Regions from separate parts of the Mus musculus genome. Here region 2 is linked to region 1. Evidence: chromatin contacts called from ENCODE Hi-C or POLR2A ChIA-PET data. All regions are on one chromosome and are shown on one strand. The core of a region is the stretch at or near the end of the contact, and the rest is flanking DNA. Distances in the headings are between cores, read along the strand shown.

Region 1 (5,722 bases), core at 1,306-3,805:
GTGTTCATACATGCTTGGGGGTGCACTTGCACACATATGCAGTGCCTGTGGAAGCCAGAGGTCAATGCTGGGCTTTCTAAATTGGTTCTCTAACATATTTCTCAGACAGGGTCTCTCACTGTTTCTGGAGGTCCAGACACTTGCCACTGTAACGGCTTTCATTTTTGTTTTGTTTTGTATTTTTCTCTTTTCTTTTCTTTTCTTTTCTTTCTTTTTCTTTTCTTTTCTTTTTTCTTTCTTTCTTTTTTTTTTTTTTTCTGAGACAGAGTTTCTCTGTATAGCCCTGGCTGTCTTGGAACTCACTTTGTAGACCAGGCTGTAGACCTCAAACTCAGAAATCCACCTGCTTCTGCCTCCCAAGTGCTGGGATTAAAGGAGTGAGCCACTACCGCCCGGCTGTAACGGTTTTGATAATGTGTGTTTTGGGGCTTTGTTAATGTGTGTTTTGGGGACTCAGACTCAGTCTCATGTGTACAGCAGCAAGCCATTTATTCACTGATCCATCTCCCTTCCTTGCACATTAGTTTTTTTTTCCAGTTTCAGTAACCATTTTTATTTTCTTGTTTGATTGGTAAGAAAACAAAAATCTCAAAATGGGAAACAGCTTAGCTAATAACACTAAATATACATTGAAAGCAAAACAGGAAACACAGATTAGACAAACCAAAAAAGAACACTAGACTAGAAACAGGGGACTTAAAGGTGAGAGAAACAGAACAAACAAAAACCCAAGCAAATAACAACCAAATCTAAGAGAAATTCTAGAACAATGTCTCTCCATTTGTTGGGTAATAGATACTGCCTGTAAGAAAATAAAATTTCAGGTTTAGAACAAAGCATGGCTTGCCTTGGGTAGGCTGAGGACACTGTTTAAGTCAAATCTACTTTGATGACCTTTGGGAGCAGATCAAAATGGGAAATAATGCTAACATCTTTCCAGGGCTTTCTCACTTGTTCACAACATCAGCAAATCTTCTTGTGGAGACAGAATCCCTTTAAAGCTATCCGGAGGAAGAGTTGTGGGGTTTTCCTGTTTTTTTGTTTTTATTTATTTTTTTCAAAAGTAAGTAAAGAGAAAAAAACAGAACAGAGTCTTGCTGGGAGTTGGTTAATTTGTCATTTAATCATTTTGCCTCTTATTGGTCCACTAATTACGTGAAGAAGCTATTATGCTGCAGATGCCAAAAATGAGACTCCTCTCAAAGAAATTATTAACAATGGAGTGACTTAGTACCATCTGCTCCAGGTTTCAGGAAGAGATCGGACATGGAATTCCTCAGTGTCACCTTCTCTTGTCCTCAGTTTCCTCGTCCATCACATGAGGATCATTTACTGAATAGCAGCAAATTTCTCAAAAGAGCACTGCGGAAAAGACAAAGAAAAAAAAGTCAGCAAAAGAGACTGGTATTTTTAAACTACAGGGGAAATGTACTGAGCAGGAAAGATAACACAGACCTTGAGCGCCTAAGGAAGCCAAGGCTGCTTCGCTTAAACTTACTTCTTAGAAGATTAGATTTGCTGAGGGGGAGGGATGAGTTTCTTACCAAAATCATTAAAGAAAATGATTCTGAACATGTCTTAAAACAGAGTTCTCAGTAAACAGGAATTGCCTATAAAGAAAATCAGGAAGGCAAAATGTTTCTTTTTATGAAGTTACATCCTGCCATAGAAAAGCTGAATCGGAAATAAAGACTGCAGACCAACCCGGCTATTATTTCGTCAAGGAAAATCTGAGCAAAAAGCTCAGCTCAGCCACCAGCGAAAACAAGAAAACCAAGAGAAGTTTGAATGCCCCAAGGAGCCAGACGAGCAATGGCCACTGGTAAACAGCTAGGGAAAAGCACAAGCAATCTCTACTGGGTGGTTTTGGGACTCTTTGTTGCAGGCCCCTTGAATTTCAGTCATACTTCTCTTTCACTTTTCCTGGGGTAGGTGTGGGGGGGGGGGCGGGGAGCATATTTGGGTACCCAAGAAAATGAGACTAACAAGTCATTAATTTCTTACTATTTGTTGTGCGTTTGCTGGTCCTAGCTTTCCCAGTTTCTGCAATGGTACTTCTCTACTTTGCTCCTCACTTCCCTAATTTGCCATCGCCATTCTTAACACCTTTCCATTTTATCCTCCCACTCTCAAAGGCGAGGCTATCTCTTTGGAGAAATAGGTTCCCATGGCTGTGAGGCTGGAGTGGCAGGTGCCAGTCTCCACTGGCAAAGTGGAAAGCAGCTCATTCCCTGCGCACTCTCCTGCCCACCTCACCAACTCGCAACTCCACACGATCCTCAGACACACAACTCTTCCTTCTCCGCCAACCTCGCATCCTCTCACACACCCTGTGGCCGTGCGCACCGCAGGCTGCCCGCCACCACTGTAAAGCTCAACCCACTCGGCGGCCCCACCCATGGCCGTCCCGCCTCCGACGCATTCACCAATGGCTGCCGGCGCTCAGCCCTCAGCGGGCCCTTTGATAGGGCAGAAAGACCTGACAGTCTCAGGGCGTGTCCCGCCCCCTCTCGAACCCCTCGGGATCCGGAGCAGCCCGAGCATCAGCGAGAGTAGCTGCGAGAAGCCGCGGCGGTGGCGGCGGCGCGTCGGTGCAGTTGCGCCATCTGTCAGGAGCGCAGCCGGCGGGGAGGGGGCTCCGCAGAGAGGAGGAGGGGTCGCCGTGCGCCGGGCCTCCGAGACCCGCCCGCTGGTCAAGAGCTCAGCGAGGCCGCCTCTAGCCGGAGCGTTTCGAGGACTCCCCGGGCACACACAAAGCCGCCACCCGCGCCAGGGAGGGACCGGGCTGCCGGGCCGGGGACACCGGCGCCGCCCCCTCGGCGCTTCGCGAGGCCCACGAGCTCCTGGGCCCCGCCGCGGAGCCGCGGGAGCCGCCTGGGCCGCGCCGGAGGAGGGCGGGGAGAGGACCATGTGAATGTGCTCCGGAGCTGAGCGCCAAGCCAAGCAGGTAAGCGACAGGGGATGCGCGGAGCCTCGGGATGCTGCGGAGACGCCCGGCCCAGCGCCCCCGCACGGGCTGCTCCCGCTGCGGTCCCGCCGCGCAGCCTCCAGGGCGCCCCGCGACGCAGGACACTGATGCGGGGTGCCGCCCCGAGGCTGCGCAGGCACCGGGGTGTCTTTCCTCGGCCGCCGGCGGGTGCCGGGTGGAAAATAGGAATTGGCTTGGGGGTGAGGTTGGCCCAGCTCCGCCCCCGCCCTCCTTTCGCGGCCCCCCGCGGGGACCAGGGCTGTGTGTGTTGTTTTAATGTCAGGGATGATGTAATCACTTAATAATTGATGCCCCGTGCTGCTTTCCTCCCCACCCAACCCCTGCCCCACTCCTCCACCTCTCGGCTTCCTCCCTCGGTGGCCCTTGCCGTTCCCCAGCGCATCCTCCTGCCTATTTCTGGAACCTCCCTTGCACTTCCCCCACCCTCCCCTTCACCCTTCCTGTGCTACCACCCACCCACCCTTCCCCTTTCCCCTGTGTCTGGCCTTGCCTCCTCTTCCTCTGTCCCCCCACCCCTTTTGCTCTCTCAAGCTTATTTCTCCTCCCTTCTCGACACGCTGGATTTCCTCCCTACTTCCCTAGGTCGGTAGACGGTTTTGTTTGGTCTCCTCTAGGCTCTCTTATCTTTGAGGCCACAGGGACTGACTGAGCTAGAAAGAGGCCACCAAGCTTGGGCCCAGGAGGCGTTTGCTGGGACTCACTGGGAGGAGGGATAATAAAATCACCCGTTTTGCCCCTCCTTCCTCTAATAAATCAGACTCATTCTGTGTGTGTGTGTGTGTGAGTGTGTGTGTGACACAAAGAGCCCTTTCAGTTCATAGAGGAGAGACACATAAAGTACCCAGGGCACCATGCTTCTTGTGTCTCATCCCTGGGGCGTCCCTTTCTTTCTGGTGAAGCAGTTGATCTCTTAGTCTTTTCTGCCACACTTACCAAAAAATGAAGGCTCCCGGATCCCGGGTGGCAGGTGCAGGCATTTAGCTGTGTTTACAGACTGGTAGCATTGAGTGGCAACTGCAGTTTTCTCTATTTAAGGTGGTGGTGGGGGGGATTATTTCAGCTGTTTTAGGAGTTGCTATACTTTCAAGGAACCTTCCCCTATCCCTCATTTCCCCCCTTTTCTTCTTGGGGGATAGTTACTGATACCTGAGACAGGATAAATTGATGAGGGATCAGAAGAATTTTGTGTCTGAGTCAGAATCAAACTGTTTAACACGAGTGAGGCAGCCTGACTGGATTCCCTAAAGTCCAAGGCCTCTTTGCTGAGTGAAGTCTTTTGAAATGTGCTCTGGTCTGCCCAGCAATGCTGCCTAGCCCTTTTATTTAAGAAACTGGGGCCATGGATAGCAAGCACTTGGGCTGGCGTTTGGAAGACCCTGGAGGTGTACCACTTGTCTGCTTCAAGGTTGACTTTGGAAGCTCACATCCGGCCTCTCACCCTTTGTGCTCAGTCTCCCTGTCTGGCTCTACCCAGTGAGTACCACACATTCAGACTTGGAGGAAGTGGTTTCAACTCTCACACTTTGGGTCTAGTTAATTATGAACAGGGGATGTAGATGTCTGAGTTCAGAACCTATGGTGTTCCTCTGAAGGTAGAAATGTTAATGTAAGTCTCAGGCTTAGTTTGTCAAAACTTAGGTCTGATCTGCTGATTCCTGGGTTGTGGGGTCTCAACTGTTGAAAGTAACGAAACTGTCCCAAGTTTACTCTTTAGCTGTTTTATCTGAAAAGAGTTGTGATCCATTAAGCTGACATCTTTTGTGGAACATATATATTTATACATATACACACACAGTAGAAGGGCTAATACTGAATGTTCTCTGAAAACAAAGGCTGGTTTGTTGGGATGCCAGACCCAGAAAGGAAAGTCAGTACACGATAAACTTGCACCGTACTGACCAAGTCAGAGGCACTTATTAATGATAAGGTTGCATGAGTGTGGGCGAACACCTCTACTTTCTGGAGGTCTGAAGTCCCCTCCCCCATCGTCTGATGTTCTTGAAGCCCAGGCCCAGCACACGTGTCAATTCTGAAGCCTTTGCCAGCTTCTCTGCTCCAGGCAAGCCACCATGTCTTCAAATTTGTCTTCCAACACCATTATCAGATTCTGTTTTTGTTTTCTGTCCATTTCTGCCATTGGGTAGAGAACCTAACCCAATGGTTTCTTGGTTTCTGTCAGGTTTTACTTTTGTTGGTATTACCTGGTAGTTCCATTTAATGAGCGACAAATGTGAATTAGATCAACGATATGGACCCAACGTCTTTTAAAAGAGACTCATGTTAGTAGCTAGAGCAGGCCTGAAAATGTATAATGGTGCTAAACCAAAATATATTTATTTTTGTTCACATGTAGCCCTGCATAGGTGTCTCTGCTCAGTAGCTGGCTTTCTTCTGTCCTGAGTGATTCTGGGTCCCATTATCCTATCATGCCACAGCTTTCCATAACCTGTTGTAACAGTTTCAACCTGTTTCAACGGATTGGTGGGATGAAGAGTTGGGGAGGGTGCATCTACCTTTAAAATGCTTTGGTCTGCACATGTCACTTCCACTCTGTCTTTAGAAGAGTCGTGGCTATATGACCATGCTTAACAGCAAGAGAATCCAATGAGAAGTGTAGGTTAGCCATGTGCCCCGAGAAAGGAAAAGGCTTGTGTGTTTGGTAAACACTTTTGCATAATAACACTTAACAAAAGCCATCATTGTTTGGTTGCTTTGATTTTCATCTTCAGCATG
Region 2 (5,722 bases), core at 1,892-4,391, 100 kb after region 1:
TCTGCAGATTGATCTACATTCCAGCCTTCCTCCCCTCTTTGAAAGATCTACACCTGTGACCTTCTTAGCTTTAATGAACTCTTTCAAAGTCCCTGTCTCTAAATGCAGTCACTGTGAGAAGTCGGCTTCAGTCCATGAACCCTAAGGGGACTCGATTCAGTGCATCATCTACAGATATGAAAATACTACCAGACTGACTGTGCATCTGTGCATGTGTGCAGAGTCTCTCTCTCTCTCTCAGGAACTTTCTCTCTGTTGGGAATCCCCCCCCCCAACCCCCCGCCGCCTTATTCAGGAACTCCACAGAAGGGCCAATGGTTCTGGTCTCTGTTGAAGCTGCCTTCACATGATCCCATCCCTGTCACTGGGACAGGGCTCCCCTACTTGCTATCTCTTGCTCTCCTCACAGCCCTCTCTGTCTTCCTCAGCAGGAAGTGAAGGTAGAGGAGAGCATGAGCCTCCGCAGAAAAGACAAGAATTAGGGACTAGGACAAGAGGGGGCAGCTGTATGGTAAAGGACATGACATTTTTCTTTTTGCTTCTGTGCAACCATGCCTGTGTCTCCAAGTGCCTGAGTCTGAGAGCCAGTGAAGTAACTCCTTAGCTCTACAACTGAGTTGGTAAGGGAGGTGAGAGAATGCAATCCAGTTGGGTGCTTAGCTAAGCCACCCCTGACTTAACGGAGGGAGACTGTTCACTTAGAAACAGTTTTGATTCTGCTAAGTCAGAGGCCCCCTACTCTCCTCAGCCTGCAGATGAGCTGCAGGCTCAGCTTTGGATTGTGCAAGATGTTGATTCTCACAATGAACACACTGGAAAGTGTGGTTTCTGCACTTTGTGCCAGCACAGAGGTTCTCACCCGGAGTGAGATCGCTTGGGGCGCTTTCACAGATTACTGAGCCGTGCTCCCCTCTCCACCTCCTACAGCACCCATGGAAAGAGGTGACATGAACCCCCAACCCTGAATCGTGAGCCACAGCCTCACCACGTGCCACAGAGGCTTCTTATTAAATCTTTCAAACACAGGAAATAATAGACTCAGTTTTTATTTTGACTTGACAAAAATCAGTGACAAATTTGCTTTTTAAAACATTTAGTCATAGAAACATTTCCATTCACAAGAGGAAACAGAGGAACATAAAAAAAGCTCCATGCCTTCACCAGCTCCAACCATGAGCTAGTCTTGATTATCTTATCTCGGACTTGATGCTGTTATTTTTTGGAATGATTCAATTTTGTTCTAAAGATTAGAAAGAAAGCATAGTTTGAGAACTAAAATTGGCTGTGTGGCCCTACCTCGTACTGAATTGGGATGAGGCGTGTATTTCCCATTCTATCCTGGCCCCTTTGCAGTACCCAGGGATGCTACGGGTGATATTCTAGGTGTAGAAACTGAAGCACTAAGCAACTGCATATCTGTGAAAGCTCTCCTAGCTAGCAAGGTCCCATGTGTGCAGCCACCCACACCCCTAAGAGTGAAAACCTTGAAAAACTTGTAGTTGAAAACTCATGGGATAGCTGGATGGGTGGGTAAGCCATAAAGCAAACACATTGTATACCTATGAGAATGGCTTAGTGGCCGCTTTGGGCATTCAGAGCAACACTTGAAACTTTTGGTGTGAAAGCTGTCACAGTAAAATGTTGATGTGGGCCGAGGATATCAACAGAACAAAGCTTGTCTTAACCGCAAGCAGTGGAGGAAACAAAAGCTGTTTCCAGAACTTCTACCCTGTTGCTTTCTGCCCCGTGAGACTGATTTGAGACTTGCTAGGAGATGGGAGAAGGAGGAGCCCAATGCAGAAGTGGAGCATCTCCCAGAAGGCTGTGGGCCTGCTGCCCAGCAAGCTTCCTCACTGAGCTGTCCTTGGGAAGTCCAAACCACACATAGGAAAAATGGCCCTTTCTCCAGCTGAGGCGACTTATGTAAGACTCCATGTGATGTCTTTCCACTGTTGTCAGAAGAACTGTGCATACACAGCATACGTGTTGACGCGGTCCCACATACAAAAACATAACCTTTTTTTTGGTACACAACACAAGAAAGAAAAAAATCCAGCCACCCACTCCAGTGTGCTTCAGTCCTGCTTTGGTGATGAGCTGGCCTATCCAGAAACTGCTACCTACCTATTTGACTTTACAGGCAGGCATGGCTGGAGGTAGAGATGCTCATTCAGGGGCTGCATGACGGAGTTTTCCTTCTGAGGAGGGAAGGAGGCACTGAATGGGTAACCTGTGAGTACCTCCTGTTGCCCAGCAGAAAGCTCTTTGATTCTTCATTGGACCCTGTGTGTTCTAGCTCAAGAAAGGCTCTGCGTTTCTGCTTCAGCTGCTGGGGAGAAGGGAGCACCTGGGGAAACAAAAGCAGCCACCTTCAGATCTCCCTGGTCCCTACAGATTCCAAAATGATGGGTATACCAGGAAACCAAGCCATTTTAACAGCAACCCTTCTCAGCGACATTCAGCTTCACTTTCCAACTCTGGTATTCACACTGTCCTTATGGTGCCAAGAGCATCCTGTAAGTGAGGAGCGCCTTCTTGCTCCTCTCAGAAGCGTGATGAGCAAGCTTTGCAATCAGCCTGAACCACAAGTCCCAAACACCCTCTTTCCTGCCTTTGAGATGGACGTAAAGTTGCCCAGGTTCTTTGGGGCTTGCTCACAGAAAAAAATGTAGATTCTGAACTTGAATTAAAAAAAGTATGTAGAATATAGCTAACTTCATTTCTGGTTCACAGCAAGTGTCATTTTCTCTGACAGAGGTGTGTGGCATGTTGTGGAGTTGATCGGGGGAACCTGCCCTTAGGCTTAGCCCTGCCTCCAGCAGCTGATGGTGCGAACACATGTTCTCACACCATGGTGCCATCGACTGTCTGTTCTTCACCATTCTGTCTGTGGTGCTTGGAGTAGTTTTGTTTTTTGGTTTTTTTTTTTGTTTTTTTTTTTAAATACTTCCTATGTAATTACTCCTAAGAAGGTGTATGAGTGGTGAGTGGCAGGACCCAGAAAGGGTGCCGGCTGGGAGTGATTGGTGACATTCCTGTACAGAGAGCAGGGGAGACAGGATCAACATGAGAATGGAATCAAGGGCTGGCATTTCGAAGCATTGGAATTCTTGCCAGGGGAAGCTTGGTTGCACCACGCTGAAGAGCGTGGGTGCCTGCATTTCCGGTCATTTCCCCTTCAGAAGCCTGAATGCAGCCTGGGCTCCTCTGCCAGCCTACTGCATGAGACTGGCAGGCTGCTGGGATGTGTGGGCCACCGAAACATTCCTGCCCACACAGGCCAGTGCCGCCTTTGTCCCCAGAATGATTTTTATTGTTTCTTGATGTCTCCCTGCCCTGCGCGCTTGTTTGCTCCGTTTTGCATAGCACACATTCAGCTTGTTGTTAGATCTTCAGTTGAGCCTTGCTTATGGATCTCTGTCCTTGTTCGTCCCTGCCTGCCACATGTCCAGTCTCCTCCACAGCTGCCAGGAGTGCAGAAATTGGGTTTCCTTAAGTGTAAGCAACTGGAAGGGTGCCAGAGGAGTGCGGAGGCAATTAGAGGCTTCGTGCAGCAGTGTGGGTTTGCCACTCTCTCTGGGTGTGTGCCTCTTGCTCGTTTGTATTTTCCTTTCTGGTATTGTCAGGAAGGCTGTCAGGTGTTGTTGTTGTTTGGCTGCTGGTGGCAGGAGTGACTTGGTGACTTTCTATTTGACTAAACTTGTGGGTGTCTTCTTGGGTTGGCCAGAGTCCTTTCAGTGTCTCCTGGGGACACTGGTAGACCTGGGTCCAGCATAGCTGTTACCAAGCACTTGACTTTTTATTGGTTTGGACGGTCAGAAAGGGAATTAGTCACTATTTCAAAGTCCTTGCTAAATGGAAGTGTTTTCATGGTTCTGGGCAATGCACACTCCCAAGTGTGATGTCGTTAGAAATACAGAAAAACAGCCAAAGCCATTGAGCTACTGTACAAAGATAAGCATGCATGTTGTTAGTATTTGCTCAATGTCCTTTTCTGCTAAATATCTAAATATTTTTAAAAATGATTTCAAACTTATACCACATGTTTTATGTACTGCTTTAAAACAAGTTTACAATGTATCATAAATATTTTTCTGTGTCAGGAAATGTATTTCACATTTTATATCTTGTGAAAGCTCGTCTCTCAAGCTTTGTTGATTCAGATTGTTTGCAGTCAGTTAGGCCTTTAACTTGTTTCAAAGGTAACACCATTGTGCAGTATGCTCAGATAACCTTATTTTTACTAAACTAATAGCTGATTCAGACCCACACGCACACAGAAAGTCAGGGTTATTTGTAAGCCTCGTGTGTATTCTCACTTAATCAAGAACCTCTCAGGGAAGAAAACTGTGTTCCCACGTGCTTTCCTGGTACTGTTGGCATCATGCCCCACACATCCACCACTCCCACACCGGCAGTGCCACCTGAGTCTGGACTAGGAGTGCAGGCTACGGCTCAGGCAGTTCTTCCGGTAGAGATGGCATGTGGTGGCTGCCTCATGGGACTTCAACAGGTTCTTTCAGTGCGACCTTTAACAGTATTTTCAAGGAGATGAAGGAAATATCTTACCTTCTCATCTGTCTGCCTTCCTTCTTACCTGTGTCCCTTTATGACACCTGTCTCCTACTCAATGTGGATGCCATTTTGGAGGTTCTGTTCCTGCTGGCATTGATTCTAAATCATGTAAAGGAAAGATATTGGCCTTCTTCCTCCCTCTCTTTCCCTCTTCCTCCTCTCTCCCCCTCCACCCTCTTTTTGTGTGTGTTTTGTGTATGTGTGCTATGTGTGTGTGTGTGTGTGTGTGTGTGTGTGTGTGTGCATGCAGAGGCCAGGTGTCCATGCTGAGAGCCTTCTGTAACCTATCTCCCCCATAGTTTGTGGGTGTGTTTGTTGTGTTATATTTTGTTTGAGACAGGGTCTCACTTTGTAGCCTTGGCTAGCCTAGGCTTTGCTGTGTAGACTACCAGACTGGCCCTAAACTCACAGAGATCTGCCTATTTCTCCCTCCCTGATGCTGGGATTCCATCTTAGTTTTTGAAACAGACTCTCACTGAACCTGGAGCTAACTGATTCCATCACGCTGGCTGACCAAAGAGCTCCAGAGAGGCACTCATCCCTGCCCGCAGCACCAGGGCTGTGGATGAATGGTACAGCATCCATTGCTGTGGATGCTGGGGGTCCAAACTTAGACCCACATGCTCACACAGCAGGACCTCTCAGCCCTGTGTTCCATTTGAGGTAAAGATGCAGGGACTAGAATTTCTACATGTGACTCTGGTAATGAGTAGAGTTTGGAGTTTTGTTGGGAACCGCAGAGTAGACTGGAACCTGAGTGGCTTCTGTGAAATTGCGGTCCCTGTCGTGTACTTTTGCAGTGTAATTCGGTTACTTTTTGTTCTGAGTTGTTTTTGTCATCACATGCTGATCTGGGTGAGGTGCTTGGTGAAGACCAGGAGATGGAGATCAAGAGAAAGAGACCAGCGTCCTCCTTTTAAGTTACCTCCCATGACCAGCGCTACATACCTTTCTTTCTTTTTTTAAAGATTTGTTTATTTTATATATACACGAAAACACTACCACTCTCTTCAGACACACCAGAAAAGTGCATCGGATCCCATTACAGATGGTTGTAAGCCACCATGTGGTTGCTGGGAATTGAACTCAGGACCTCAGGAATAGCAGTCAGTGCTCTTAACCGCTGAGCCAGCTCTCCAGCCCCTAC

Evidence for each region. Hi-C counts contacts between places; a loop is a spot of excess contacts on that map. ChIA-PET counts read pairs that join two places held with the same protein, here RNA polymerase II (POLR2A).
Region 2: POLR2A ChIA-PET joins it to region 1 with 10 read pairs in Patski. The contact joins the enhancer-like site here to the promoter of Fyn in region 1. A Hi-C loop is called at or near these places in 2 of 37 maps with a recorded cell type or tissue (heart and v-Abl transformed pro-B cells). POLR2A ChIA-PET finds 5 or more read pairs at or near these places in 1 of 5 experiments (Patski).

Annotation. Positions count from the first base shown.
Region 1 is chr10:39,367,244-39,372,965 of GRCm38, forward strand. Fyn (Fyn proto-oncogene) reads left to right here and starts at 2,556. Exons shown (of 14, transcript NM_001122893.1): 1 at 2,556-2,947. Gm31616 (predicted gene, 31616) reads right to left here and starts at 2,369. Exons shown (of 2, transcript NR_168583.1): 1 at 2,252-2,369; 2 at 473-1,362.
Region 2 is chr10:39,468,712-39,474,433 of GRCm38, forward strand. The region is part of intron 3 of Fyn (Fyn proto-oncogene); the gene reads left to right. Among named protein-coding and RNA genes, the nearest start is that of Fyn, 100 kb to the left of the region's middle. Within about 2 kb of position 3,142, at least 2 of the 3 ENCODE cell types and tissues checked have a DNase peak (open chromatin) inside an H3K27ac peak, as active enhancers do.